Regions from separate parts of the Mus musculus genome. Here regions 2, 3, 4, 5 and 6 are each linked to region 1. A link is a loop called in an ENCODE intact Hi-C map of the cell type or tissue named here. Cell type or tissue: left cerebral cortex. All regions are shown on one strand. Region 1 holds the start of Zzz3 (zinc finger, ZZ domain containing 3). Region 2 overlaps Pigk (phosphatidylinositol glycan anchor biosynthesis, class K). Region 3 overlaps Ak5 (adenylate kinase 5). Region 4 holds the start of Ak5 (adenylate kinase 5). Region 5 overlaps AI115009 (expressed sequence AI115009). Region 6 overlaps Zzz3 (zinc finger, ZZ domain containing 3).

Region 1 (5,000 bases):
AGCACTCGGGAGGCAGAGGCAGGCAGATTTCTGAGTTCGAGGCCAGCCTGGTCTACAGAGTGAGTTCCAGGACAGCCAGGGCTGCTAAGAGAAAAGACCACTGGAGTCATGTACAATTACTTTTTACTGCACCCTGTCTAGTAAAGAGAGAAATGGTGACTGCCGGCTGCCTCTCAAGTCTAGAGGACTAGAGGAACTAAGTTCCAGCGCAGCATGAGCTACATTGCCTGGCTTTTTGAATTTTTAAATAGAATTCTACCACTGCTATGTTTTTTCAGAGGAGTAATGACAAAAATGACACTTAGTGCTCCTAATGTAAGCAGATGTTTGTATTAACTACTGGTGTCTATCGTTCTAGTGATTGGATTAAACTACTACTCTGAGGGGCTAGAAGAGACACCTCAGCAGCTAAGAGCACTTGCTGCTGATCCTCTGGTTCCAAGCACCCACATAGCAGCGCACAACCACCGCCTGTAACTCCAGGGACTGTTGACAATCCTTTTCTGACCCTCAAGGCCTCCTTGACCACAACACTAGGGCACATACACATAAAATAAGCATCTTTTTAAAACTCAGGGTCAAAATTTTAAAAGAACTAACATCCATAGGCATGTTTTTGGTTTAGAATGCATAATTGGTACTTACATAAGCATTAAAAATTATAAAGCTGATGTTTCCTTAAATCTTTGTTTTAAAAGAACTTTCTGTGTGCAAAGCTACCAGCACCCTAGAACATTTCCACTGCAAAAACAAACAAAAGCTCTATTATTGGAGCTATTAGATACTTTCACCAAGTTATCTACACTTGAGTCCTGACAACAGATCTAACACTATATAATTTTATCTAGTGGATAATTTGCTGCTTGTAAATGCTATGAAAGTTTATTACCAAATCAGCCCTCCAACTTAGCCCTGACAACTTAGGACAAAGCACGGACCACAAAATGATCAGGTTCAGGGTAGAAAACTGAGAAGTTTGTAAAACAGAATAAAGAGCATTTTACTCTCCCTTTCTGTAGGTAGTAAGTACACTTTTGTAGTTTCAAAGAGACAGACAGTGGTTAAGAGTGCTTGCTGCTCTGTCTTGCGGTCCAAAGTTCAGACCCCTTACTCTGAACAGTTTAGAAAGTCCTGTAATACTGATCCTGGGGATCAGACACCCTCTTCTGGCTTCCAGAGAGCTGAGCACATACAATATCCAAGATACACAGGCACATAATAAGTAAATGATAAAAAATTTAAAATGGTATGTGCTGGCTGTGATAACAAATGCCATGAATCCGGGCCCACCTAGTCAGTTTTAGAGTATCCGGGGATACAGATAGTATGCCTGTCTCAGAGCGAGGGGTGGGGCGGACAGGATAACTATGAATGAATTATCTATCTAGTTTCCCGATTGTGTAGCTTCCATACTTTTGAATACAAAGAAATGAAAACAAATATGGTAAACTGACTTGTGAGTGGCTGTTCTAAGTAGAAAAAAGTGATTGACTCATGAAGACACTTATGACCGACCTCAAATTTAAGAAGTAGCGGGATTTTTCGTTAAAACAAACCCACTACTATTTTCTGCAAAACAAAACCGGCACCCCAGAATACCAAAAATGGTAGCCCCAATCCCTACCGACGTGAGTTTATCAGCATGTACAGAACAAGGATTGTATTCTGACCTCGGGTACTGTCAGGGGTGAGGGGGCCTCCCAAACACTGCCAAAAGTTACTGTCAGCAGCCAGGGTGACGAGGAGAACTTCCCAATAGACAAGTGGGTGGCTAAATGACGCCCGGACACGAGAGATGCTATGCGTTCTGTTGGGAGACTGGGGGAAGATTCTGCAGCCACAGGCGACAGGAAAGTGGAGCTGTCTGCAGAGAGGGTAACTGGGCAGAGGGGGCGGCGGCGGGCGGGGCGGGCTGGCAGCGGCCTCCGGGCCGGCGAGCGAGCGCCGGGCAGCGGCCGGCGGGGAGGTCTCCGCAGGTGGCGGGCGCCCGGGGGCGGGAGGAGCGCGGCGCGCGACAGCCGCTCTGCACCGCCGCAGGCGACGGCGAGGCGCGCGCACGAAGGCTCCCGGCGCCCGGGCGCGCGCCCCGGCCCCTCCCCGACAACTTGCCTGCAGGAAAAGAGTTACTGGTCCCAGGGCCCCGAGAACCCGGGGCTCCGCCATCCAGCGCAACCGCTCTGCCAACCAGGTCCCGCGAGAGTCCGGAGATCTCGCGATACCGACCCGCTGGCATCTCGCGGGCGGGCGTGCGCTGGAGCCAACATGGCGGCGTGGGGGAAGCTAATCACTACTTCGGGACTTTGAACGTGTGGTTCGTCCTCGCACTGGGAGGCCGCGGGCAAACGGGAGGAGAGGCAAGCCTTCCCCGCCCTGGATTCCTCCTCTGAGTCGTCTGAGGGGAGAAGGAAAGGCGGGACGCCAAACTCAGCCCTCTGCCGCCCTCCGGACGCCACGGAGGACCGCGCTAGCCCTCAGCCGGCCTGGCCTCCGGTCACGTGGCCGTCACGTGAGCCCCGCGCGCGCGCCCGGCGCCTCCGCAGGCCTCCCCGCCCCCTCAGCCGCGAACGCGCGCGCCCGGCCCACGTGGGGGCGCCGCCGCCGCCGCCGCCTCGGCCACCCCCTCCCGGCGCTCGCTCGCTCTGAAGGGCTCCGGCCCCGCGCGCGCCTTTCCCTCCGCGCTCCGCTCCCGCCCCTGCGCCGGCCCCGCCACGCGCCCCGGGGATCCCGCTTACCTCTCGCGTGGGGCGGGCCGCTCCGGGAGGCGCCGCCCGCGTGGCCGCCGTCGGCCGCCGCACTGGCTCCAGCGCCCTCCGCCGCAGGAAGCGCCACAGCGGCGCCGCGGCGCTTCCAGGTGGGTCCCCGCCTCCCGCTCCTCCACTTCCCGCAGCAGCGGCGGCTCCTTCCGGTCCCCTCCTTCCTCGGCTCTGAGACGCTGGGAGCCGGGCGCTCGGCGCGCCACCTACTGGTGGCCGCGGCCGCTGCAGCGATCCCGACCCGGCCGGCCGGCGGGCGGGAGGATTCACCGGCCCAGCCCGCTGCGTGCTGTGATCCGCTCTACCTTCCCGGAGAGGCTCCCCGCCCGCGTCCCGACCTTGCCTGGCCCCGCGGCGCTTTCCGCACGACGCCCCGGACTGCCGCGCCAGCCGCCGCCCGCTCAGTACGCAGGCGCCCACCTCTCCAGCCTTTGCTCACCTCCCTCCCTAGGGCAGGACTCTTCCCCAGCTCCACCGCGACTCGTCGGCAGTCCCACCAGAGTACACCTTCTCCACCGCTTTTATTTTCCGTACCTTTAAACAGCACTACCCGCCAAGAATGAAGTCTCTTTAAAGGCAGGGCGTCTTTTCTCTTAGCTTTTGCCCACAGTTGTGTCCAGCACCAAGTATGGCTCAACCCATAGTGAAAACTGGTTATTTATGTAGCTCAGCGTGTGCTTACCGGAACTACGTGAAGCTCTGAGTTCAATCCATAACACCGCCCTTTCAAATATACAGTATTAGCAGTGCAGCAAAGTAATGCCCGCCTTCAGTTACAGGGATAAGTATTTCCTCTGGGTTGATAGCACCATAGGCCACCACTTCTGAGCTGTGGGGACGCTCATGCAACCCTTTGGCTATTAGATTGTGTTCCAAAAAATACCAAGTCCACTGGTAGAATCCATTAACTGGGGCTCTTCGCAACTGTGCAGTATGGCTTCAGTGCCTTTCTTTGTTTTCCTTAGCTGGAGCAGTTTTGTTTTTCCAAGGAAGTGGGTAAGTGTGGTTTCTTTTCAATTGCTCGTAAGTTATTAGATCATAGAAGTGGACTTGTATTTGGTTGTCTCCAATTCAACTCAGAGTAATATCTGCTCCAAAATAAAGAATACCAATTATAGTTATACTGACTATCACACCTGCCATCTTGTGTCTTAGAGACACTGCTCTCCATTGCCTTAATTTTCCTAGTAGTGGGGTCTATAAGGCCTCACCACAGCACACCCTCCCATGGTTTTTATTGAACTGTGTTGGACTTGCAATAGGCAGAGATATAAAAATAACACGATTTCCCAGCCAGGCAATATGCTACCTGCATAGGCTAGCTACTATTGGGATGGTCAGAATTTATCTGCTGCTGGGAGCATTGTCTAGCCACACACACACACACACACACACACACACACGCACGCACGCACGCACGCACGCACGCACGCGCGCGCCATTATTGGACTGTCATCCGTTTCCAAGAGAACGATGGTTGTAACGATAAAGGTCCCCACAGGTTTACTTTCCCTTTCTCTTCCGTGGGAATGGTACCACCGCACTAATACGCAAACGTTTTGTTTTGTTGGTTTTTCGAGAGAGGGTTTCTCTGTGTAGCCCATGCTGGCCTGGAACTCACTTTGTAGACCAGGCTGGCCTCAAAATCAAAAATCTGCCTGCCTCTGCCTCCCGAGTGCTGGGAGTAAAGGCGTGCACCACCACCACCCGGCACTAATATGTAAACATAAGAGAGAAACCCAACCCATGGCCTTGCTAACATTTGTTGGCAAAACAGGCATTGCGATTTGAAGCTTGTTTTCGCTGAGGCAAGCTTCTATAGTCAAGGCTGATCTACAATACTCTCCCTGCCCTTCCCTCCATCCGTGTGTGTGTGTGTGTGTGTGTGTGTGTGTGTGTATACATCCTAGAACTCTTCATTTCCTGCCTCTGCCTCACAGTACTGGAATTATAGGCTACGAAGCAAGTTTGAGGCCAGCCTGAGTCACATGAAGTTTTGAAGAGAAAGAGTTAAGAGAGAACACTCCACTGAGCTATAAGCACTCCTACTCACAGGTTGAAAAACACTTGAATAAGTCTCTTAGAAGGAATGTTAGCGTTGAAGTATATATATCTCAGTGATAAAAAGCATTGTGGTTGTTAGCTTTGATCCTTATAACAAAATAAGAAAAGCAAGGGACAGATTTATTTTGCTCAAGTTTTAGCCCATGGTCAACTGACTCCATTGCTTTTAGACCTGTAACAAGG
Region 2 (5,000 bases), 350 kb before region 1:
AGACATCTGCTGGAGTTTCTGATGGGGCTCTGTTCAGCACTGCATTGGCAAAGTCAATATGATCCCCCAGAAAGGGATTAGAAAAATACTGTAAACCAACACGCCAAAGGTAACTAATCAAATAACTGCCGGGTTATGTTCACAGATTATACAAACCAATGTCACTAGCCATAGTCCCCAAACTAACAGAGTCAAGCCAATCTCAATCAAAATCCCAGTGGGCTTTCTTTAGAAAACTAACAAGCTGACTTGGGCAAAATGAACTCCCAACCTCACACCATACTCAACCACGGCCCAGCAGCATACTCCAAAATTAACTGAAAGTAGAGCAGCCATTCAACCATAAAACCTGAAACCATAAACATCTAGAAGCCTCTGAGACTTCAGGTGAAGCAAAGAATGACTTCCAGAGGACACTAAACACGGAGCAAGTTGACCAACCAGCAGTGAGCCTCTAAAATGGAAGGGGAACCAAAGGCTGAAGAAAATAATTTGGGATTCACGTATCTGAAGAACTTGTATCCAGAACATACAGTGACCTGCCATCATTTAATGAGAAAACAAATCAATGTTTTGAAAATGAGCAAAAGCCTTCAAAAGCTCCTTTACGAGTATGAATGGCCAGTGAGTAAGACTACAGGCAGCATCTTTAGTTACTGAACTGCACACGAAAGCTGCCATGAGCTCTTACTCCCAGAATGCCTAGGGACACTCTGAGTGAGCAAGTGGGGATGAGGAGCGAGCATCTGGTACTACAAAGGGACGGCCACTCGGGGAAACAGCTCACAAGGCTCTGAGCCTGCACTTCCACACTCAGATATTTACTCACATAAAAGAAATGTTAACGTTTGTGTGCAAATACTCATTGCATTTTATTTTAAATGATTCCCAAAATCTGCGATGGGGGGAAATGGCCTCCGTTAGTGAAGGGACAATTTGTAGGCTAAGCAGCCAAAGTCTACTTCTGAGGCATAAGGTGCTGCTGAGACATCAACACCAATGCACACGTACTACACAAGAGACAGAGGTCACATTCACAGAGCGCTACAGCCCATGCTCCACGTACATGCTGGTCTACAGAAGGCAAACCCTGGACCCAGGAAACAGTCAGGGCATCTGAGCACACAAAGTCCTTAGCATGACAGATTGAAATGGTTGCTCAGTTGTATATATTTGTCAGAGTACTGAAATGCACATTAAAAGGCATTCTATTAAAGAAATTATCCTTTATTTAAAAATATTTTTATTCTTTGAAGGTTTCATACAATGTATCTTTTGTTGTTTTGTTTTGTTTGTTTTTGTTTTTTCAAGACAGGGCTTCTGTGTAGAGCTCTGGCTGTCCTGGAACCCACTCTGTACACCAATGTGGCCTTAAACTCAGAAATCTGCCTGTCTCTGCCTCCTGAATGTTGGGATTGATGGAACGTGCCACCACTGCTCAACTTTAATGTATCTTTTTAATGAAAAACTATAGCTAGGGTCAACATACATGAATTTCACTAATAAAATAATAGCACAAGAGGTATAAAACATAATTAATTGTCGGGAGGAATTAACCGAGTCAAGGAGCCGTCTGTCCTCTTCTGTTCCCTGTGGCTCCATGAGGTCACCTCAGCATGCCTAAGTCCCAGGACACACATGAGAACTCTGCTTCCTAGAGCTGCTTCAGTTAGAGTTACATACTAATGATTTCATTCTATGTGACTAAGATACTAAGTGCTAAGTCACTGCACAAAAATATAAAACAGCCAATCCAAACCAATATACTGCATTGTGTCCATTGTGTGAGAATGTATTTTAAAAGATGTAACTAGTATTTTTAGTAACACTGTATTAATACTGCTGGTCTAAGATCTGAAACAATAACACTGAATCCACAACTACCGTCACAAAATGTGTTTTTGTGATTTCTGCTTCTTGGTAGATAAACTTTCCTCTACATAAACTGTGATTCATATCTGCATGTGAACAGCAGCTGCACACATGAGATAATGCCTGTAAAAGTGCCTAGAGCAAGACAGAAATGAAATTCTCATGATAACTGAATGAAGGAGACAGCAATGCTTCTGAGAGCGATCTCAGCATATTGCACAGAATATCTAACTCTTGGGTGCAGTCTTCCTACATGAACCTTTAAACAGTTAGTGGAACACCAGTGCACAAAATTATAATAATATCACCAGGTAAATGACAAGATCCTAAATAAAATTTATTTGCAAGCACTAGAGGGCGCTCTAAGACAACAGACCTTAGTATGCAGCTGTAAAACTTAATTTTATTCTCAAATATAAACTGAGACAATTGTCAGCACTAAGAATTTTGCTTTCAAACAAATACATAAAGAAAACTGAAGCATCAGAGCCCCATTCTTCCAGAGTGTATAGCAGCACTTACTCCAAGGTCACTACAGCCTCCTCAGCCTCCTCATGATACACACAGCTCAGTCTCCTCTGAGATAAGAGCTAAAATCTAACAACGCCCTTGTCTCTAATAAACAGTAAATCCATGTTCAGGTGGCTAAAGGGGAGCAAACGGCCTTTAAGGCTTAAAGTCAAGGGAACTTATAAAGCGAGTCTGATAGGAGATTAAGGCTAAACGTCCTGAATCCTAGTCCAGGTTACTAACGTCCTACAGCACAGGCTGGCAACTTTTACAAGGGTAATGTTGAAGCTGCTGGGTCGGCCTCCTTTTCCTTTTCTATTTTTTACTGCTTTTTTTTTAGATATTTTCTTTATTTACATTTCAAATGCTATCCCGAAAGTTCCCTGTTACCCTCCCCCTGCCCTGCTCCCCTACCCACCCACTCCCACTTCCTGGCCCTGGCATTCCCCTGTACTGAGGCACATAGTTTATAAGACCTAGGGGCCTCTCTTCCCAGTGATGGCCGACTAGGTCATCTTTTGATACATATGCAGCTAGAGTCAAGAGCTCTGGGGTACTGGTTTGTTCATATTGTTGTGCCACCTATAGGGTTGCAGACCCCTTCAGCTCCTTGGGTACTTTCTCTAACTCCTTCATTGGGGGTCTCGTGTTCCATCCAATAGATGACTGTGAGCATCCACTTCTGTATTTGCCAGGCACTGGCATAGCCTCACAAGAGACAGCTATATCAGGGTCCTTTCAGCAAAATCTTGCTGGCATATGCAATAGTGTCTGCATTTGGTGGCTCATTATGGGATGGATACCCGGGTGGGGCAGTCTCTGGATGGCTTTTTACTGTTTTATATATTCACTTTACATCCTGCTCATTGAACCCCTCTTAGTCACCCCCTCCCACAATCCTCCCCACCTCCTTCCCTTCTCCTCTGAGTGGGTGGGGCCTCCCTGGGTCACATCAAGTCTCTGTGAGGCGAGGCGCATCATCTCCCACTGAGGCCAGACAAGGCAGCCCAGCTAGAGAACATATCCCACACACGGGCAACAGCTTAAGATATGAAGCTATTGTTTTAAAAATGAAATGAAATTCAAATTTCTATTGCTCTTATCTGCTGCCTTCATAGTTTTATAGGCCGACAGCCATAGGAAATTGGAAAAGAAGAGAAAAGAAAGGAAAGGAAAAGGAAAGAACAAATAAAATAAGGCTTTGAATTGTAAAACAAGAAATGTGATCCTGCCACCGAAGCCTTCACAGGGAAATCCTTCCTGGCATTTTAATTTACTTCTCTTAATTCAGTACTGCAACTATATATCCATCCCATCATGCACGCTGCCACGGGTGATCCAGAAAGGTGTTCTGGAGTTTGAGCAGCCCAGGTTTCAGGCAGTGCTAGAGATACATGCTAGAAATGCACTGCTATAGCTCCCACAGAAGTACCTGGTAACTGAACCACTATTTAATCTCAATGAGGCTTTTTTTTTCCTTTCAAAAGTAATTACAAAAAAAAAAAAAAAGCATTATAAATGTTTCAAACCCCCATCTTCCGCCAATTTCCCTCAGTCTCTCTCACAAATGCACAAGCATACCACTGCCCTACACAGTGACCTCGCCTCTCCTGCCAGCTCTAACCAATTACCAAGTCCCAACAGCAAAACAGGGTTGAATGGCAGACTGTTGTGGAGAGCTCAAGACTCCTTAGTACATCAAAATCCAATCGTGACCGCAGTCCCAGCCACATTTACAGCTTCTGTCCATGAACTGAAAAGCCTGTGGCGTGTGAAGACGGTGGAGAAACACAACTACTTACCAACACCATCCTCAGCCCTTAGAACCTGCTCTAAAAATTCTATCCAAATAATAACTACGATGATACCTGCTGTCCACGACTTGTGAATCCCACTGCAAACTGATCTTCTCTGTTGTGATTTCCACCTTGCGCACACTTCCGAAGAAATCGGTGATCAGGACATTTTTTGGATCTCGCTGGAAAAGGTCAGTGCGATGTCCAGGGGTCGACACACAGAGACTTTTGGGACACACTTGAAACTGAAAATAGCAACAACAACAACAGTATAATAGTGACAAGCACACATACACGCAGCTCTTAAATCCAGTAAAACAATGCACTAGACTAGAGGAATTTTAAAGTCTGCTAACCTAAAGATAAGGTACTGGCTCTAAAGACTAGCATTTCGGTTCTACTGTGGTACCTGACATTCTAAGGAAGCCACAGACATGAGAAGTATGATATGAGGAACCTGGCCAGACTCGTCTAAGGTTTGACTCTAACTTGACAGTCAGGTAAACTGCGCCACAGTAGTCCAATATGTAAAAAAGCCCCGTGGGACTCCAGGAAGGTCAATGTGACCCACAGCACACCTCTTGCTGTTTCAATGAAACTATGTGCCTCACTATATGCCAACTGACTCAGTTTAACCACTTTAACCATGGTGAAAATGAACCAAAGTCACAGATGTCACAGTAAAGTCTGTGTTACTTTTCCTGTGACATTGGACACTAGTGAATTCCAAGGACAGAATATTCTCACTCACTGTGAAAAGCAGGAGTGTTTACTTAAAGTTCACACGGTCCCTGCCTAAAGAGGACCTGAGGTGCAGACTTT
Region 3 (5,000 bases), 81 kb before region 1:
CACCCGATCCCCCACCCACTCCCCCACCCACCCACTCCCACTTCTTGGCCCTGGCGTTCCCCTATACTGAGGCATATAAAGTTTGCAAGACCAAGGGGCCTCTCTTTCCACTGATGGCCAACTAGGCCATCTACTGATACATATGCAGCTAGAGACATGAGCTCTGGGGTACTGGTTAGTTCATATTGTTGTTCCACCTATAGGGTTGCAGATCCCTTTAACTCCTTGGGTATTTTCTCTAGCTCCTCCATTGGGGGCCCTGTGATCCATCCAATAGCTGACTGTGAGCATCTACTTCTGTGTTTGCTAGGCCCCAGCATAGCCTCACAAGAGACAGCTATATCTGGGTCCTTTCGATAAAATCTTGCTAGTGTATGCAATGGTGTCAGCGTTTGGATGCTGATTATGGGGTGGATCCCTGGATATGGCAGTCTCTACATGGTCCATCCTTTTGTCTCAGCTCCAAACTGTGTCTCTGTGACTCCTTCCATGGGTGTTTTGTTCCCAATTCTAAGAAGGGGCAAAGTGTCCACACTTTGGTCTTCGTTCTTCTTGAGTTTCATGTGTTTAGCAAATTGTATCTTATATCTTGGGTATTCTAAGTTTCTGGGCTAATATCCACTTATCAGTGAGTACATACTGTGTGAGTTCTTTTGTGATTGGGTTACCTCACTCAGGATGATGCCCTCCAGGTCCATCCATTTGCTGGCTCTTTAGCCTGAGTCCTCTCCATCGCCCATTTCTAGTTGACCTTTCTGCCTCCTACAGAGCTCTGCCTAGTCACAACTTAACGGAGCCCCCTCCCCTCTAGAAAACAGCAACCCCCCCCCTACTCTGGCCCTTTGTCCTGCTCTGCCGTGCCTGCTATCCTTAGCTAGAGTATATTCGTTTATCATTGTCTGCCTTCCTCATTAGACTGTGAATTAGATGGAGAGTTAATTCACAATTCTTTAAGGAAGGGTTCTGGCCATGCCTGCGACTTCTGCGTTCCCCAGGCTCCTGCCAAACACTAGAGAAGGAGGTCTCCTCCCACCCCGCCCACAGGCCCCACCCCTAGGGAAGGAGGTCTCCTCCCACCCCGCCCACAGGCCCCTCCCCTAGAGAAGGAGGTCTCCTCCCACCCCGCCCACAGGCCCCTCCCCTAGAGAAGGAGGTCTCCTCCCACCCCGCCCACAGGCCCCTCCCCTAGAGAAGGAGGTCTCCTCCCACCCCGCCCACAGGCCCCTCCCCTAGGGAAGGAGGTCTCTTTTCCTCACACTCCTCCCAAGGCCCCTCCCCACACTGCACTGTTCTTTCCTTACCTTGCACACTTGTTTAATCAATCTTTTTAAAGGCAAAATCGTGTTGGTAGAAAATAGTTCTCTGGTCTAAAAGTTTTCTCAAGTTAGCACATGTCAAGTTTTGCATAATGTTTACTGGGAGAACGCCGCCAGCAGCGTTTCATTTGCTCCTAACCTGCCACGATGCCTGGTCCATCAGCTGCTACTGTGTGGAACAAGACACGTGGAACATGTCTCATGGGGTGTAAGATGCTGAAGTCTTTCTAGTGAGATAACAGCAGAAAGGACAGACCAGAAAGGAAAACCCTCCCGGTGGAACCCAGTACTGACTGAAAGACCTGAAAGACTGAAAGACTCACTGCAGACATGGGGGGGCGGGGGGAGGCAGGTTAGTCCAAGAGATCTGCTATTAATCTTGCCACATCCTCCCCTCCCAGAAGAATGTCTGAGGAGTCACATTTATTGTGATTTGGGGGTGCCGCTAGGCCCCATACTGACCACTCTCTCTGCTGTAGGGTGTCGTTCTGGAGCTGCTGAAGGAGGCCATGGTGGCCAGCCTGGGCAACACCAAGGGCTTCCTGATTGACGGCTACCCCCGGGAAGTGAAGCAAGGGGAAGAGTTTGGACGAAGGGTGAGCTGATGTTAGCAGTGCCCAATCGGGGCACAAGGACAGCACTCAGCTTAGGGGGTACACGCAAAGCCGCCTCTTACCCAGTAACACTGTCCAGATCTTGGCGTTACCAAAAGCGGAAACGTAAACTCTTTTTTTTTCCGAAGACGAAATACAAAACTAGGGCAGGAATGACCGGTCTAGCGAGGAAGCAGCAGCAGTCGGGCTCGGCCGGGTGTGGGGAGCGGAGCCGCCGGTGCCTCTTTGGTTCTCTCCACCTCTGCCTGTTCCTCTCTGTGTTGCTCATTTCTCTTCCTGCTCCAGGCTTCTCTCCTCTCATTTCAATGACCTCGCAGAAAACTAAGTCTGCCTTGGGGTGGCAGAGTGCCCCACAAAAGACCCACTGCTGCTTCCTTCACTTTAACAAGGACTCTGCTAATAGACCCAGCCTACAGGAGCCAGTAGGGGGCAGGCGGCACACCACCAGAGCCACACAGCCTGAGAGAGAAGGGCAGTGGCCCCTGGGCAGGGAATAGAGTTACATAGGCACAGAAGAGGGGAGAGATGCTGCGAGGACAGGATCCAGAATGCTTGCCACCCTCCATAACACTGTGCCATCCCCGACTTTGTGCCCTCCTTAGTGGCTCAGGGCTACCAGCTGTCACAAGAACCAGTAACTACCCACTACTGCAGCTGCCAGACGGTGACCTGCTTGGGCCAGGCCCTATGGTACATACTGTATACCTTGCCTGCAACTCTCCAAGTCTAGGCAAGTGACCATATTTGTTACACTAAGACTGACACCAAACCTCCAAGAAAGTCAGGTGTGCGTGGCTACTGTTTTATTCTGCAGTATTTTCATCTGAATTCTTTGAGTTGATGTTTTTAAAAAGTGGAGTGACCTTTTCAGTGAATAGAGTAAGAGGAATGCCATTCCTGGGGTTTGGAGGGCCAAGCAAGTGCACGGTTGCACCTCTCTGTGCAGGATACCTAATATAGGCGCTTGCAGAAGTTTGCTGTACCCTCGCCCCAACCACACAGCTTTTGGGGTCACCCAGTTCCATCACCTTCTAGCAAGGCCACAGGGATGAAGGCGATAAAACCTTGGGTTTCATCTACCCTTGAGTTTGCTTCATCAAGCTCCCCTCAGGAGTTCCTCCGTTGCCTAGCCCCCACTTTAACTAGAGCCAAGGGGTCTAGAGAGATGGCTCAGTGGTTAAGAACAATAGCTGCTTTCAAAGAGGACCTGAATTTGGTTCCCAGAACCCACAGGGTGCCTCACAACTTCCAGGAACTCTAGATACCAGGTACCCAACTCCCCCTCTGGACTCTGTGGGCACCAGGCACACGTACATGGTGCTCATCATATAAGCAAACAGGCACACACATACACATGCTACATAAAATTAAAAATATATATATTTCTTAATTAGTCAAAAAAAAAAAAAAAAACGCTTCATGATCCAGTCAGCAAAGATGGACGTGCAAGAAGGTAGATGGGGGGGAGGGGGGAAGCCTTGTGACAGATCTGTGTATAAGTGCAAACAATAGCAGAAACAAGCAGACATGCAAGCAGATGACTGTAACTGGCTTCTGAGTGATGCATACCCCTGCAGAGGATGTCACAGCCACCTTTGCTGAGGACAGAGGAACAGCAGTGCAGGCCACGCCCCAGCTTAGATGTTCGGGGTATAGAGGTCTTTTTTAGAATGTTCACTGAGAGATGTAGAGTTTTCTGAGTCTCCCATGCAGTCAAGAACACAATGGATTGTAAATACAGGTGTCTCTTATTCCAGCCCCTCGCTAAGGAAAAGCAATAATAAAACCATAATCCGAGTTCTTCATTATGAAGTTCTCCATAATTCAAACTTCATTTTGTAGCTTTTATTTTTTTTTATTTATTTTTTATTTTTTTTATTATGTATTTTCTTCAATTACATTTCCAATGCTATCCCAAAAGTCCCCGTTTTGTAGCTTTTAAAGCTAGATCTGATGGCAGATCCCAGCATGGATGCCCATGGAGTTACAAACCATGTTAAGCCATGGGAGGCACTCCTGGGGATCCAACCAACAGCCCACTGGCCACACACATCCCAGGACTGCTACAGACATTACGTCACAGTGTCAAAAGGTTTGGTGCCCCTGTCTGTCTGTCTTTCCATGCTGGTGAGCTTACAGTCTGCTGCAGAGGAGCATGCACAAGGCGCTTCCCTCACCTTCCACACAACTCTCCAACATTCCTGACCCATCATGCCTTTCTCCTCTGCCCAGAACCTGGGCAGTGTGGCTCAGTGGTTACTATCAGAATTCCCTGAGTCAGGGTTCAGATGTGGTCTGAGGCCCCATCGGTCCTCACTAGCTGGAAGTGTCTAACTGGTGGCTGGATAGTTTCAGCTCCCCATGTCACTACTGACCCAGTGGCCTTCAAGTGAGATGTCTGTATGTTTGCAAAGTCAGTCTTTTATAAACTGCTAGCAGTGTAACTTCAGGGGATCCCAATGCCAACTGAGCAGGCAAGCAGGAACCACACATGAAGCTTCCAAAGTGGTTGCTTGCCTCAAATTTAAATTGAACAAAGACCGTGCCCACAGAGGAAGACTCTTGACATAAGTGCCATGAAAAAGCTATTTCCTCAAATATTACCGGGCTGGAGGGGGGGAGGGGAGTCCAGGTATGGTGGCCCACACCTCTAATCCCAGCACTCAGGAGGCATGGGCAGGAGGATCTCTGAGACTGAGGCCAGCCTGATCTACAGCATTAGTTCCAGAACAGCCAGGGCTACACAGAGAAACCTTGACTTGGGGCAGGGGGAGGTTTAGGAGGCTGGAGAGATGGCTCAAGGGTTAAGAGGGCTCACTCTCCTTCCAGAGGCCACAGTTCAGTTACTAGCACTTACACCAGACAGCGCACAACCCCTTGTAACTACAGCTCCAGGATATCTGACACCCCCTTCTGGCCTCTGAGAGCATCCAGAGCACATGTGGCATACACAAAAACAAAAATGAAATCTTCTTAAATTTAGGGATTAAATGTTACTATATGATCAAAACACAGTATAAATTTCTCAAAAAAATTCACTTTTTAAGAAAAACCATATTAAGTGATTCAG
Region 4 (5,000 bases), 270 kb before region 1:
GTTTTTAATTTGAAGCATTTAGAGTGCTGGTTTCTACCAGACCCCAGATGCCAGGAGTCTGTATGTAGCTTTTGCCTCCTTTCTTCCACATACCCTCTCCAGAGTGGGCCCTTGCAGGCAGTTAGAGATCATATTCCCTGGAGACCCAGAGCATCTCTCAAAGAGCAGTGAAAAGACATCTGTGGGAAATGAGTCATCTTGGTAGCTGTGGGGAGGATGGGTGCACCTTGGTCTGTAACTGGGTAGGCACCAGTACACCTCACCAGCCGTCTCCTGTTAGGGCGTTCTGATGGCCCTTGGGCCAGTGACCACTTTGCAGTTTAAAGCAGACCCCAGCTCTCCACCACTCAGTCCTCTCTTCCTCCTTCAGCTCCTCCCAGCAGAAAAGATTCTTTGACTGCTCACTAAATCTTACGCTAAGGATTTCAGGCCTTCTACTCAAATGTTTAAGTTGCTCCAACTTTTCTTAAGGGCTGGGTACTCCAGTGTTAAAAGACCCAACAGAATCCTTCCTCTTTCCCTACTTCCAACTCCCTATCACTGAAAGGCCATTAACTTAAGAATATATGAATTCTCTGACTTGGGTTTTTCCCCCCTGGAAGAGCTCCTGGAGGAGCTCATGATAAGTGGTGTCTGTCTGTCTGTCTATCGTCTGTGGTGTGTGTGGGAGTGTCTGTCTGTGGTAAGTTTGTGGGGGGGGGAGTGTCTGTCTATAGTGTGTATGGTGTGTCTGTATAGTGTGTGTGTGGGGGGGTGTCTGGTGTGTGTGTCTGGTGTGTGTGTCTGGTGTGTGTGTGTGTGTGTGTGTGTGTGTGTGTGTGTTTGTGTGTGTGTGTGTGTGTGTAGAAGCAAAACTGTATCCAGCTCCAATCGCCCGGTTCTTGGCTCCTTGGTGCCCTGGCTGCCCTGGCTGCGTTGCGGGCTGGGGAGTGACTGCAGCCCGCGCGTCCCCACCCCCGCGCCCCGCGCCCGCCCGCGCAGCGTGACTGGCGGCCGCCGCAGCGAGCTCCGGAGGCGCGGGCCGAGCGCGCAGAGCCGGGAGGCGGCGGCTGGTGGCGTCGGCCGCGTGGTCCTCCTCCGCGCCCCTCCCCTGGCGCTCGCGCTGCCTGCGCCCGGGAAGCCGCTGCTGCTCGCTGCTGGCTGGCGCGGGGACCGGCGCGGACGCGGGGGCGACGGGAGCGCGGACTGCACAGCTGCCCGGGAGTCGCTGAGGGGACCCCGGCCTGAGCGCATCCAAGTGAGGGCTGCGCCCCGCCAGCCCCAACCTCGGGAGCTTCCCCTCCTGCTCCCCACTGCACGCGCGCCGTACAGCCATGAACACCAACGACGCCAAGGAGTACCTGGCCCGGAGGGACATTCCTCAGCTTTTCGAGGTAAGAGGCTGGGGTGGCCAAAGGATCCCCAGCGAATGTCCCGAGGGCCAGTGCCCGGCTGCACCTTCCGGTGTAGGGTCCCTAATGAAGGCGCTCACAGAGGCTCGCCGTTCCCTTCGCCCCAGACAAGTCGCCTTGTGCGCTCGGGTCGCTCGGGTCCTTTTCAAATGCAGGCTTCGAAACCCGTATCTTGGGATCAAGTTTCCCTCTTCAAGCTGGGTACTGGATGCAGGCTGTCCCCAGAGTATCCCTCCGAGATGGGCACCCAGAATGGACAGCAGATCGTGGCCTGGCAGCACTCTCTGGGACTGAGGGTCAAGCCAGGTGAGACCAGTGTCGCCCACACGGAGGCAGGACAGGAAACTGAAGGTTCCAGAGTCCTAAACATTCCAGGCGCCAAGCGTTGGGACCCCTTGCAGGGGAGGGAAAGCGTGGACGAAGCGACTCTCCCGGGGGGGACGGCTTGAGGAGAAGGATGAAGATGGAGAGGGAGAAAAAAAACCCACACACGCATATATACACACAGCCCAGCCGATCCAGTGCAGCGCTATCTCCTGGGTCCCTGAAGCTCTAAGCGGCCAGTCAATGAACTCCCGAGCGCGTTTGCTGGTTGCTTGAAAGGTCCTCCCAGCCTCCAGCGCCAGCCCTCGCGCCCACCTACACAGACTGGGTTCGACTGGGAGCGGCCAGACAGGCGTGACTCCTGTTGCTGGCCTCTGCTGGGCTTAGCAGCAGCATCCAGCATCCGCACCAGGGACAGGGGATAGGAATGTGAGGAAGGAGGCTTGAGGAATGAGCTAAAGGTACCTGCTTCCCAGAGAGAAGTCCTGCTTCCTATTATTCTCTCCACATTCCGTCTTAAAACACCCTAAATCCGAAGCGCTTTTGCTTAGGTTATAAAACAAAATAAAAATTAAAAAAAAAAAAAAGGACGGCACCAATCCAAGCCTCATAGGATGAGCCTTAAAAATTTTGGCCTCCAATTCTGAAGGAAATGGAAGAGTAATATTATAAACCAAAGGCCACACATTGTTCTTTTTCCTGTTTAGGGGATTTTTTTCTGTTAGAAGGAAAGTGCAGTGCTTAAGACAATAATTTTTGCAATACCCCCAAACTATGTTTATTTAACCCAGGATACCATAATTACAGTGCTTGGACAGCTTTTTTTGCTGTTTTTGTAAATGTGGAAATGAAGAGCTGAAATATTTTTTTAAATTATAAATGTTAAGACCAAAACCGATTTTATTTCTATGCTTCTAAAAGAATGATAGATACACGCCTGGCGGAGTCTCCTGACATTTCTCTTCCGTGGTGCCAGGTAATGTACAGGGAGCCAGGGTGGTCTGCTCACAGAACTCTGTATGGAGTGTGCTAATGAGCCCTGGTAGGTAGCTGCTTAGGCTTCAAGCTTCCCGTTGGCTTTTCTGCATATGAATGGAATGTCCCCAAATACTGCACACACTCAAAAGGACGTCAGCTTGCTTACCTGAGAGGCACTAAACGCTGTATACTGAGACTCAGTTCAGGACAGCAAAGAGCTGGAGAAGACTATAGAGACTTCTAGGTTCCATTTGAACAGTGAGACCGATTCACTGCACAGCTTAGAGGGAAGCAGGACCTGATTGTCCATGTGACGAGTACAGACCACAAAAATCCAACACCTCAGATTTCTAAAATGGATTTTCTGTGCCAGAATCCACACTGTTCTAAGTTTAACCAGGTGCCTTCCAAAACCCCAGATGGTTGCAGATAGATAGTACATGCCATTACAGATCACAGTAACAGGTGGCTGATGCAATGTATCACCACCAAAGCCTAGAATATAATGGAACTTTTCAGATCTCTTTGGGTGGTACAGAGTATCTGCTAGGTTTGTGGTTGAAAAGTACTCCCGCTTTAAAAATAAATTAAAAACAAAACACAACAGAACGTTTGCAGCTGGTTCTGCTGTGTTCCTAATTCGCCTTTGTAATATAACTATTGGTCTCTGACCTTAGATCAGAGGTTGGCAATTAGTTGAATGCTATCAAAAGTCTAACTAGATTATTTACATATTCAGAGGGTTAACTCAGAGACTAAGCAATAGCACCAGTAGACTACCTATATTCAGTCCTGGGCTGCTGCTGGCACTTAGGAAAAAGGACTTAAGTTACCAGTGAAAGACTGAAGCTCACTGTTACCGATTTAAGAATCAGTGCCCTTTGGGGAGCTAGTTTTGTTTAGGAAAACTTGAAATGTCTGTCTCCCAGTTGGAAAACTTGCCTTGCGTATACCCACCCAACTTAAGCCTTTAGGAAAAGACAAAATTAACAGGCCTGGATTTTAAGTATTAATATTGTGGCTGGGTTATATATGGGGTTGAGAGAATCTGGTATTTTGATTTACCCCATTCCATGTTTTTATAAAATATACAAAGAAGGTTTTATGAGAAGCTGGCTCGGAGTCCTGAACCTAAGACCATCTGAGTAAGTATGCTTAAGAAATCCACTGATAACTCTGAAACACGATCTGCTGACCCAAACCTAGAGGCAGGGATGCCCACAGGCTTGAGTGTACACAAGGGCTCATGGGAGAGCCACAAGACCCCGTGTGTCGATGCAGTCGGTTCTGGCCCACAGAGTAACGGGAGCGTGGGAAGCTAACCTGCCGCACAGAAATCGCATGACACTTCCTCTGCCTCCTCAGCAGCTGAACTCATCTGATGGAACCACAAACCCAAACCCATTCCACTCAGGGTTCCCGAAAACAAAGGCACCTGCTGGGAACTGCCTGCCCTTGGGGGGAAATGGAACTGATTTAAAAATTAAAAGCTGTGGTAGGGTTTGTCAACCTTCGGAAGGTTGTGTGCCTTATGCATTAGTAATGTATAGGTGAGAGTAATGTATAGGTGAGAGTAATGTATAGGTGAGAGTAATGTATAGGTGAGAGTAATGTATAGGTGAGAGTAATGTATAGATGAGAATAATGTTTGCTTTTTCCATGAAACATTCTAAAGGAAAATATTCTTTGCACTTCAGACCAGGTTCCAGGAGTGGACATTTTCAAAGATGTAGAATTTGTGGGAACTAGTGTGTGCTAGTCTCCGTGAGTTACACACACCAGGCACTTGAGGGGTCCCTGCAAATACTGTGACTGGCAGGAACATGGGCCAAAAGAGATAGGATTAGAGAAACTCGGGTTCACTTGATTTAGCCAGCGCTGATTGAAACTTCTGGAGCCTGACACCAAATGCTTTATTTTTTACATATTTAAACACAATAAAACTTAAAGAAAAGTTTTCTCATGACAGTTGTCCCAGCAAAGCTTTAGGCATGGCCACACCCAAACGCCTTTACAAAGTGCATCTCCTTAGCAAAGCACCTGTGACCTTTACATATAGAATGTGTTCTGTTGACTGACAAGCAGTGCTCAGGCCCTATGGGGAAGGGTTTATGATAAGCCCAAGGATAGATTCTATTGACTGAGAGACAATGCTCAGGATTCTAGGAGATTCTGGTGCAGGTTAGCATCAAAGACTAGCAAAAGATCACCAGATCAAACAGCATCCACTCCAACCTTCTGGTGAACAGCTGTCAGTTTCTTCCACTGAAGACCAAAGCCTGTGTGGTTAACAGTTCTCATTTCTCT
Region 5 (5,000 bases), 280 kb before region 1:
TGTGAGCTTCATCCATCGACAATTACTTGGAGAGCAGTGATCCTCAGTGCTTGGGGGACCGCATTTTGTGAGTAACATACAGTGTGTGCTATTGGGGACTGCTCCTGTAGTTTCCAGCTTTGGGCTGTTTCAGACAATGCTTCTATAAAGGATCTACTGTATAATGAGTGGTTGCATGAATTTACCTTCTCCCCAAAGCACAGTAGACTCTCACAGCTCCACAGGCCCACTAGCTGATAATTGCCTCTTTTATTTTGTTCCAATGTAAGCATTCCAGTGGGTATACACTGGTGTCATCTTGTGATATTAGTTTGCATTTTGTCCCACTTTTAGTGACTGTGATAAAACACCCTGACAAAAAAGTAACTCAGAGAAGAAAGCTGTTTATGTCAAGTCCCAATTCCACCTTACAGTACACCATCCTGGGGAAGTCAAGGCAGGCACATCACTGAGTAGTCGCCTCACAGCCATAATTAAGAGCAGAAAGCAGTGAATAAAGACATATGTGCTTGTCTCAATTTCTCACTGTTAAACAGTGGCTTATGAAGCTCGATTTTGTCCTTATAAACTACTGCATCTCTAGATATTATATCCACACAAACCTACCATGGTAATAGTGCCACCCACAGCGAACTGGATCCCCCCACATTGATTACCTTAATTAATACAATCCTCTCACAGACACCCTCAGAGGAGACCAATGAAGACAATCATTCCCTGAGACTTTTCGAAGGTGTTACTTGGTTATATCAGTTTAGCAATAAAAGCTAGCCATCATATTTTTTCTATATTAATAATAAAGTGATCCTTTGTGTCTTTGATCAGTTTTACAATGGCTTGTCTTTTTCTTTATTGATTTGTAGAAGTCATTTATGCATGACTCCTTTATTGGCTGTCTGTATTGACAGCACACCTCCCTCTCGGTCCGCTGTGACTTCAATTTCTTCATTGTGTCTTCTGATGAACAGAACTTCTTACCCATCCCTGTTACTCCTTGTTACTCTGGTTACCTCCCTCTGGGTCAGGTGGGTGTGTCTTCACTGTCTCGTTTGCTGACAGTACACACCTCCCTCCCTGTCTGGTGTGTCTTTGCTTGTTGACAGCACACTTCCCTCTAGGTTGGGTGTGTCTTCACTTTCTTTATTTATTTCTTTATCTTTTGAAGAGCAGAAGTTCTTACCCGTGTTACTACCGTTATTTTATTTCTACTTCTAACAATGCCAACAACCCACTTAAAACCTTTACCCTACATCTCAGTAACAGACATTTTCTCCTTCACGCTCTTCTAGAAGCTGTGTGCCTGCACTGTTTACAGTTAGATCGGAAGCACATTTGTTGTACTGTTTAATCTCTCTGTACTCATGCGATCTGAGACTCAGATGCATTGTCTTCTCGTCCCAAAGGGAGAAACAGTGCCTGTTTAAGTTATGTGCTGACAAAGGAGGCAATGTGCGCAGTGCTTCGCTTGCCAACATCTCCATGTATAAGTTGCTACACTGTGTTGTGACCCACACAAAGATAACTTCCTTTCAAAAGATGTCGACTATTAAAAAAACACAATTTAGGAAACAATTTAATAAATACTATAATCCAGTCATAAATGGGAGTGTCATCACAAGAAATCAGTGCAAAGCAGACAGTAAAAGGAAAGCGGAGCCCGGGCGGTGGTGGCACACGCCTTTAATCCCAGCACTTGGGATACAGAGACAGGCGGATTTCTGAGTTCGAGGCCAGCCTGGTCTACAAAGTGAGTTCCAGGACAGCCAGGGCTGTACAGAGAAACCCTGTCTCAAAACAACAACAACAACAACAACAACAACAAAAGGAAATCAGAGATGAAAATATTCTAACACCAGAAGACAAGGCCCAACAAAGGAGATGGGAACAAAGGTGCAATTGCCCTAATGTGCAATCTTTATCCATTTTGGTTAAAATGAATGATGAAAATAGAATTCCTTATTAGAGAAAGCGCAATAAAACTAGATCTCTCATCTACTCCAAGCATGGCTTATGGTGCTATAAATAGATCGACCCTTCTGGAAAGTTAAGTAAGAACCACAAAATGATTTTTCCATTTCATCTAGCAATCCCACTTTGGGAAGTTTATACTAAGGAATAATTTAAAATGTGAAAAAATATGCATGGAGTTTGTACCAGAATTGCTTAGCGTAGCAAAATAGTAGGATCAACCAAAGTGTGCATCCTTGAGAGAAGATGGGAATGTTGCTTCAAGCCTTTCAGTGACTGAAAAGCCATCTGAAATGATGTGACAGTGTGAACATGTAAGAACGGCCATGGTGAGGTCTGTAAAGAGCTGCCTGTCTTGGTGAGAAGCTGGAGGGGACAGCAGGGAAAACACAGAGTGTTTATTGAGGATGGTAAAAAGTGGAAGCAAAGTCTGTTGGTTTCTGTTCCGTGCCTTTTGTGTAAGTTTATGTGATGCTTGCTCTTTACCGCACTGTAAAATCCTCCTCACGCATACGCCATCGCTGAACTATAAAATTCATCTAAACCTAGCTGATACACATTGCTCTCTTTCTACTGGACACTGAGCTCCTTGGGTCTTGCCCTTTGTATTTCTATCTCCAAATATGGGTTGGAAACATAGTTATTCATAAATGTTAGATCAAGGAATGTGCTGCTCTTTGACAGTCTGTTGATGAAGTCGTTAGGTAAGGTCCTCAGGACCATAGCTTTTTTTTGGTGCCAGACTAAAATTATTTTTCTTAATTCTTTCAGACACCATGAGACGTTCCAGTCTTTTAAACCCTAACCTGAGAATTCCTGGTGATCTTTGAAATATAGAATGTAAGTGTCCAGTCTGTGTAGGGAAGAAAGAGAACATAGTGAAATTTCTCTTTGGCTGAAGAGTGTCACACACTATTACATAGTCCTGCGTTCATCCCAAATTTAAGAAATGAACACATACATCTCAATGACCACAAAAATTAAAGACACCCTGTAGAGAGACTGCTTGCTAACCAGGAGCTTACTTATCAAAACAGTGTATGCAAAAGTGTGGAAGTAGGTCTTCCTGTTTAGTGCTTTTTCTAGGGGATAAAAAGCTTCCAAACTTCTCACAGACTTAAATGATCCAATGGGTTATGAGTTAGTGAAGGAAATAGATTAGAAGACATATTTTCAGCACTACACATGAGAAATTCAGCACGCAGATATTTAATGATTAGAGATGGTATCCTTCCTACACAACCTTTCGAGCAGAAAAGAGCATTAAACAGTTGGAAACCCCCAGTGTAAGTTTGCTGCTATAATGCTTGTGATTGTGACTCCAATACAAAATAATATCTACTGAAAAACAGAAGTGAGCAATGGAAAGTCCCTTAGAGAACAGCCGTAGTGGGGATGGGGAGAGTTTAGCGGGAAATGCTTGCCATGCAAGCATGAGGTTCTGAGTTCAATCCCCAGTGCCTACAGAGGGTGGGGCTGGGGGGTGGGGAGGAGCCAGCCATGAAGGGTGGCCTGTGCCTGCAATTCCAGGGTTAGAGAGGCAGAGACTGGAGGATCCTGGGGCTTTCTGGTCTACCTGTCTAACCAGACAATGAGCTCTAGGTTTGGTGAGCAATGCTGTCTCAGAAAATAAGGTGAGTAGTGAGCAAGGAAGAGACCTGAAGTCAATTTCTAGCCTCCACATAACTGTTCGTGCACACCCAAGTATATACACACACACACACACACACACACACACACACACACTGGGTAGGGGTAGGAAAAGGAGAGGCAGTGATAAAGGCAAAAGGAAATTGTTGCAGACCTTTGTCGACTTGCAGAGCATTGTGCTGCTGGTGTGTAAGGGAAGGGTTGCATGGCACCAGACTGTAACCAAACTGATGCTTGCCATTGTGCAACTCCGAATTAGGCTCTCTGATTCTTGGTGAGTTCATTAGCATGGTGGAAATAATTACTGGTTGTTTTAAAAGTTACTATGACATATAGACACATATGTAACACTGTATACTTTGTGAGGTTCTCAGCACATGAGGACACATAACAAACAATACATTGTTGCACATTACAGTCCAAAGTTGTCATTATACAAGTACCGTCAACTAGACTAGTCCCTACCATTGCCTCTGTTCAGCTACCATGAGGGAGAGGGGTCAACTTCAGCATGAGAAACGTTTCCTTTTCATTCCTTTAAGTATTATCAATAGAGAGTCTCTATTCTTTTACAAATGATCATACCGTCCATTGCCCTCTATTATTCTCCTCCCTCTCTTCTCCGTGCCCCCCCCCCACCTCTCCTAGCAAACCTTGTCCTCTGTGACGATGTTTTCTGCATTACTGCTAAAGTCTTCCATGCTAAACTGGCAATAGTTAGATGATGGATGACAGACATGCCTGCCATGGTCACTGATGGGGCTGAGTGTAGGCATGTGTTAGCTGTCTAGACTAGTGGTTCTCAACCTATGGGTCATGACCCATTTGGGGGTCAGAAAGACCTTTTCACAGGGGTTGCCTAAGACCATCAGAAAACACAGATATTTACATTATAATGTATAATGATAGCAAAATTACAGTTATGAAATGGGAACAAAAGTATTTTTATGGTTGGGGTCACTACACCATGTAGAACTGTATTAAAGGGTGGTAGCATTAGGAAAGTTAAGAACCACTGGTCTAGAGTCTAGAAGAGTGCAAACAAAGTCCTCAAGCCTTCTTTGTGTGGATGGGCAAGTGGTCCCCCATTTTAGCCACTTGAGCAAGCCCAGCAGGCTTAGCCCTTTGCAGAGACAAGGTCTGTGTGTCAGCAGAAACTGGCTCCTTATGGGTGACTCAGAGAGCAATCCCTTTCAAAGCGCCTTCCTCCTCCAACATCCCTGGTCCTTTGAAAGTCCTCATCATCGTCTTGTGATTATCTTTACTTCCACTTCCTCTGCCCCTTCCTTAGGAGAGGTCTGGACTGGTGCCCGTGCTTCAAATCTATAGAGTCAGCTTTGATTTTTTCCCACCACACCTGCCGCTATCTGATGTGTTCTTGC
Region 6 (5,000 bases), 66 kb before region 1:
ATTAACAGTGTGGAACAAAGCTGCTGGAGGGGTGTTTGAAGGAACCGCAATGCCTTCCAAGTGGCTGTGCCAGTTTTTTAGTTTTGTCAGCAATGAAGAGTTCTGGTTGTTTCACATCCTAGCCCTTTGATGACGTCAGCCTTGGGGGTTGGGCCATCTTAATAAATGTGTAGTGACGCTCTCTCATTTTAATATAGTGCTATACATTTTATTTAGTTTGAAGACAGGGTCTCGTCGTGTAGCCTTGCCTGGCCAGGCTGGTCTTCAACCCACTGAGACCCACTCTCCCCTGCTTCCTGAGTGCTCTGTGTAAAGGCATGTGCAACCACATGGGGACCTGCCTTTTAAGCAATCATTTTTCACTCTAGTCGGTGGGTCTGGGGAGTGGTCACTATTAGTGGGCAGAAGCAGGTAACCTTGTTTATTTTTTAAAAATGATCATATTTAAAAGCAAGTCAGAAGGTTAATAACTCTTTTCCTTTCAAGTACAGGTAAATGCAGAGGGAACACCAGAGCAAGTTTTTCTTCAGCTCTGCACAGCTATTGACTCTGTTTTCTGAAGGAGAAAATGCACAACTAAGTGGAAACAGAAATACATGGAATTCACCCGTAACACCTTTCGCTTTGTCCCCATCCCCACCCATTCTCGCTGGCTGTGTCCTTCCCAGCTCATCTCCTGAGAGGTTCTGGAAATCATGCATGGTACACTTCGGACTGTCCACCTTTCTCTCGTGCTGGCAATTGTCCCCACTCTGGCACTCGTCTTTGGATGAAAAGAGCAGTGTGGGATCTGCCTGTTCCAGCCCTGCCTCAGGGCCGGCTGCAGTCTGATCCACCACACAGGGACAGCATATCCCTATTTCTCCATCACAGCTTCCTCCTTCTCATGGGCTTATTTGTTCCTCCCTGATGTGGGTTGTTAGCATGGGGACAGGCTTGGACACCTCATCTGGTACTGGCTGCTTCCTCAGTTCCCATCCATGAGAGGGCCCGGAGCCCTAGTGGGCCTTTTAAATGTCCTATGGGATACAAGGTACCAAGCCAGTGGAACCTGACAGAAATATTTCAAAATGGCATTGATCAGCTTCTCTTAGAGAGCAAAGCCCAGACAATCAGTCCCACCCACTCTGGGACACTAGCTATTTTGAACAGTGTCATAGATGCTAACAACTCTGGCCAAGCCTACAAGCCGCTCCTCTCCACATGGCAGTTCGGCTCAGCAATTATGTACTTTAGTACCAGAGACCAGAGATCATTTAAAAGAATGAGAGATGATGTTACTTCACTCACTGGACAAAACCAACTTGTAGTTTTGATCTGAGACAATTACTCCCTGACATACTGCCAAATAAAAAGGAAGGAACAATCTCTCAACCGATGCCAGGGAGGGCACGCCTAGAACACGGTGTCCGGCAGCGCCTGTGTTGTGCCTGTGTCAAGGGCCTGCTCCGTGAGTAAATGCATCCCAGCGTGAAGCGTGGGTGTTTTGTGCAGAGTTGCTTGTGTCTTCTGAAACCCCTGCATCTTGCACTCGGTCACCACCACATTCAGTTTGGTTTGCATGACTCTTTCCTCAATGAGTGAGCAAACACTGGTATGGTTCCAGGACACAACTGTATTTTTAAAATCATTTTTTTTCCTCAAAACATTTATGTACAAATGAAATAAATGGAAGCCAGGATGATTCTTTCTCTATTTATTTGTAACTCACATCATTCTGGAAAGCATATGAAAGCTTTCATTCCAAACAGAAACAAACACAGTATATAGGTTAAAATTATGATCCACTTATATGATTTGGCCACAGACCAGATTTGAGCTATTACAGAGAAGTTGTTAATGTATTCATGATACATGGTCATTTTCATATTTCTTTTTCCCTCCCACTGTTTCCTAAACAGAAATGTTAGTGTGTGCTAGACAAGAAATTAAGTTCTTTGGTTACAATTAGGCCTCTGTTACCAGAAAGGGCACATCACGCCCCCACTCACATGGCTGTGAAATGCGTACACTGCCCCAAAGGTAACCGACAGGGAGCACGGACATTAGAGCAAGAATGGAAAGTGGTACTAGAGGATGACAACCCAACACACAGCACACACTGGCAGCTCTGCACCCACAGCTCTGGACGAGGCAGCAGACATGCAGGCAAGCAGCCTGGAAAACTTCAGCAGGAATCAGTACCCGGGAATGCAAGTCAGTTTTCTACAGAACAGCTAAGACACACAACGCCCACATGAATGGCTCCAAGTGACATCATAAAGTTACACTTTAAAATATGAATGGACTGTAGCGGTTTCTGCCTAGCAAAAGGTTATGTGTGCAGACAACCTCAGAACACAAGTGTAAACTCCTGCATTCAAGGCTGTGCTGCCTCGTCCCGCCCCCTAGTTGATGCATGACACACACACACACACACACACACACACACACACACACACTGCCTGTCTTCAAAGCTGCCCAGGGAAACCTAGGTGGTCCCTGGCTCCAGGTCCTTACCAATGGCGTCAGAGCTCTTGAGTCCTCTCGAAAGCTGACCCACACTGCTACCTCCCACAACTGCCAGTGACGGTTGCTTAGCCATTCAATCTAAAGCAACAGAGCTCCACGGCACTACTTTTCTTCAAATAGCATTTTCTTTCACATGGTTTATTTGCACACGGTTGTTTCCAAGCTCCACAAAGCCTGGCTTTCGTCTTACTGGAGTCCTCACATCTGTCACTTCTGTTTTCATTCTCAGTGCCTTCGCTTTCGTCACAGATACGATTGGGAAGGCTTCAGGTCAGTAACTAGTTCCTGGAACTCAATCAAGGGGACTTAACTTCCCCAACTGGAAATAAGACCCAAAATGTCACAGCAAGCATGACAGAGTCATACCCACAATACATGATCTGATTGGCTAATCACACCCTACATGTAAAGCTGGGTGCAAAGGCTGTCCTCCAGGGCATGTCACAGGACCACCTGTAGAGTCACTAGCACCTAGTGACCTACTGGACCCCAGTCCTCTCTAAACAAGAAAGAGTGTAACTTACCAGAATACTGGGTCACATAACCAACAAATATAGAGAATTCGTTAAAAAAAGTCAGAGAATAGAGACACAGACGTGAACTGTTCTCATGAGGCAAAACACGACACAATTCTCAGAAATCAATCCATTTAACAGACACATAAACCCTTGAAGCTGGGCAGTAACCTTTCCTCTTTGACTCTAGAGGTAAAGAGGACAATGCACTGGAAACTACCGGTTTCCTCCAGTGCACAAAGACTAGTGGGTTTTAACCCTGGCTATCCAGAGTAAGAAAGCTTATACAGCATATCTCACAGAGCTGTTTAAGGGAAATTACCTATTACAGTGGTGTGCCATTTTCTGTCACCCTTTAAAATCCCTTCCTACCATCTCAGTAGCTGTGCTCTGTGATTTAATGGAACTGGGGGGGAGGGGGGGAAGTCAAGGACTTCCATGGGATCAGGTTACCGAGAGGCCATGGAGAGGTTCTCCATGTGTGCTCGCAGGAGTCACAATGGTGGGATACACTGGCACTTTCCAGCCACATACGAGCCTCTCTCTTGTATTACAAACATGGACATGGCTCAGGTTTGTACTCTAGCATTGCATGAGAACAAAGGCATGGAAAACGCTTGGGAAACCAAGTGTGACAAAATGATCCATCTTGGTTAAAGTCTTATCACCTCTCTACCAATATGACCCTGAGTGAGTCATTTAATTTCTTTCTGGATAGATCTCCCATGAAAACAGGGTAATAAATGAACCTGCTTCGTTGGTTGAGAATCCAATGAGTTGCCACATGCTTGCTTTGTGCACAGTAGGTGCTAAATCAGCAATTAATTACTATTGGTGCCTCACGTTAAAGGAAACTCCTCTCCCTAACCTCAGAGCAATCACTTCCGCCGTTATTAAATGTTCCTCCAATTATAGCAAACAGCTTGAGCATCACATACCACAAATCTGTGCTACTAAGAGATCTGAAGACACAGCTTCTCAAGTCCCACTGTCAGCAGCCTTGGAAGAGACAGTGAGAGTCTTCTTGCAAAGAACAACCTGCCTACTTGTGCAACCCTCAAATACAACACCAGGAATCATTCCCAGCAAGCCATGGGGACAGTGTGCTTAGAGCTGAAAAATCCAAATAAAGACATTTTCTCTTCAAACAGGAAAAATCCACATTACTATCTCAGCTTTAAAATGCATTCAAGTAGGCTTGTTCGCTCCTGATGACGTTACAACCGTACCGCTCATACCCTTCCACATTGTACTTCACCTCTATGGGACTTCTGGATGGATCTGAACAACTATCTGGTACTATTTCTATACAGACAGGGGCAACTGTCCTGCATATTGCAGATGGACGGAAGCCCTTCGGCATGTGCACTGAGGATTTAGTGTAGAGACACATCGTTCAACTGCCTCTCCTTCACTAATAGCTCAGAGATAAAAACCTGTCAACTTTTCTGAGTACAATAGACTGTATCAATATGACCAGTGATACATAATCAATATATTATTTAAATTTCTCTTTTCTATATTTAAAATTCTGTATTTTTCTTAATTAAAAAAATTCAGGGTAGATTTTAATACCTTGCTGAGTATTGAAAAAAATTAGTAAATAATGTTCCCTGAATTTAAAAACAGGAAAAAAAAAAACAATTTTAAAAGCTAGACTAGTATTAATACTCAATCTACCATAGGATATATACTATCTTTTTTTTTTGATAACTTTTGGAAACCACCTGTTTCAACACATAGGTACTTAATTTTATTAAGAAAAAGTACTAGAATAATATTTTGACTTCTATTTAGGTTCCACATCTGGACATTAGTCAGCACCCTTACTGTGCAGTGTTTCAGCACGCTACATGAGAACACTAACACAATACATCTTCACCCTTTATAAAGAACAGAAAGCAAATACAGATGAAAAACAGACTTTTAAATAATAAATTCTACTTTTATCACTTGTTGAAAAAAAATCAAAAT

The links. Peaks named below come from ENCODE experiments on the same cell type or tissue, not always from the same donor. Only the 100,000 strongest peaks of a DNase experiment are listed, where the experiment ranks them.
Region 2: it touches region 1 in a loop (8-fold over the local background); 19 of 42 quality-filtered maps call a loop at or near these places.
Region 3: it touches region 1 in a loop (5-fold over the local background); 19 of 42 quality-filtered maps call a loop at or near these places.
Region 4: a loop joins it to region 1, with 3 times the contacts of the local background. A loop is called at or near these places in 3 of 42 quality-filtered maps.
Region 5: a loop joins it to region 1, with 2.3 times the contacts of the local background. A loop is called at or near these places in 3 of 42 quality-filtered maps.
Region 6: it touches region 1 in a loop (2.4-fold over the local background); 19 of 42 quality-filtered maps call a loop at or near these places.

The regions. Positions count from the first base shown.
Region 1 is chr3:152,393,871-152,398,870 of GRCm38, reverse strand. It overlaps Zzz3 (zinc finger, ZZ domain containing 3), which reads right to left and starts at 2,868. Exons shown (of 14, transcript NM_001080755.2): 1 at 2,733-2,868. In left cerebral cortex, a CTCF peak has its summit at 2,971 (motif pointing left); DNase peaks (open chromatin) are centred at 1,772, 2,264, 2,457 and 2,900; H3K4me3 peaks cover 2,625 bases; H3K27ac peaks cover 2,417 bases.
Region 2 is chr3:152,747,024-152,752,023 of GRCm38, reverse strand. It overlaps Pigk (phosphatidylinositol glycan anchor biosynthesis, class K), which reads right to left. Exons shown (of 11, transcript NM_025662.5): 9 at 4,251-4,423. Among named protein-coding and RNA genes, the nearest start is that of Gm40181, 6.6 kb to the left of the region's middle. In left cerebral cortex, a CTCF peak has its summit at 2,220 (motif pointing right); a DNase peak (open chromatin) is centred at 2,240.
Region 3 is chr3:152,475,253-152,480,252 of GRCm38, reverse strand. It overlaps Ak5 (adenylate kinase 5), which reads left to right. Exons shown (of 14, transcript NM_001081277.2): 12 at 1,796-1,912. Among named protein-coding and RNA genes, the nearest start is that of 3110067G11Rik, 12 kb to the left of the region's middle. In left cerebral cortex, a CTCF peak has its summit at 2,350 (motif pointing right); a DNase peak (open chromatin) is centred at 2,305; H3K4me3 peaks cover 1,129 bases; H3K27ac peaks cover 540 bases.
Region 4 is chr3:152,664,173-152,669,172 of GRCm38, reverse strand. It overlaps Ak5 (adenylate kinase 5), which reads left to right and starts at 813. Exons shown (of 14, transcript NM_001081277.2): 1 at 813-1,373. The coding sequence starts at 1,314. AI115009 (expressed sequence AI115009) reads right to left here and starts at 2,260. Exons shown (of 4, transcript NR_040386.1): 1 at 1,341-2,260. In left cerebral cortex, no CTCF peak of the experiment used is centred here; DNase peaks (open chromatin) are centred at 1,444, 2,020, 2,851, 3,032 and 2 more places; H3K4me3 peaks cover 2,138 bases; H3K27ac peaks cover 1,184 bases.
Region 5 is chr3:152,670,973-152,675,972 of GRCm38, reverse strand. The region is part of intron 1 of AI115009 (expressed sequence AI115009); the gene reads right to left. Among named protein-coding and RNA genes, the nearest start is that of Ak5, 5.1 kb to the right of the region's middle. In left cerebral cortex, no CTCF peak of the experiment used is centred here; a DNase peak (open chromatin) is centred at 2,268.
Region 6 is chr3:152,459,508-152,464,507 of GRCm38, reverse strand. Zzz3 (zinc finger, ZZ domain containing 3) reads right to left here. Exons shown (of 14, transcript NM_001080755.2): 14 at 1,682-5,000. It overlaps Ak5 (adenylate kinase 5), which reads left to right. Exons shown (of 14, transcript NM_001081277.2): 14 at 492-1,693. The coding sequence ends at 560. Among named protein-coding and RNA genes, the nearest start is that of 3110067G11Rik, 28 kb to the left of the region's middle. In left cerebral cortex, no CTCF peak of the experiment used is centred here; DNase peaks (open chromatin) are centred at 2,176 and 2,540; H3K27ac peaks cover 250 bases.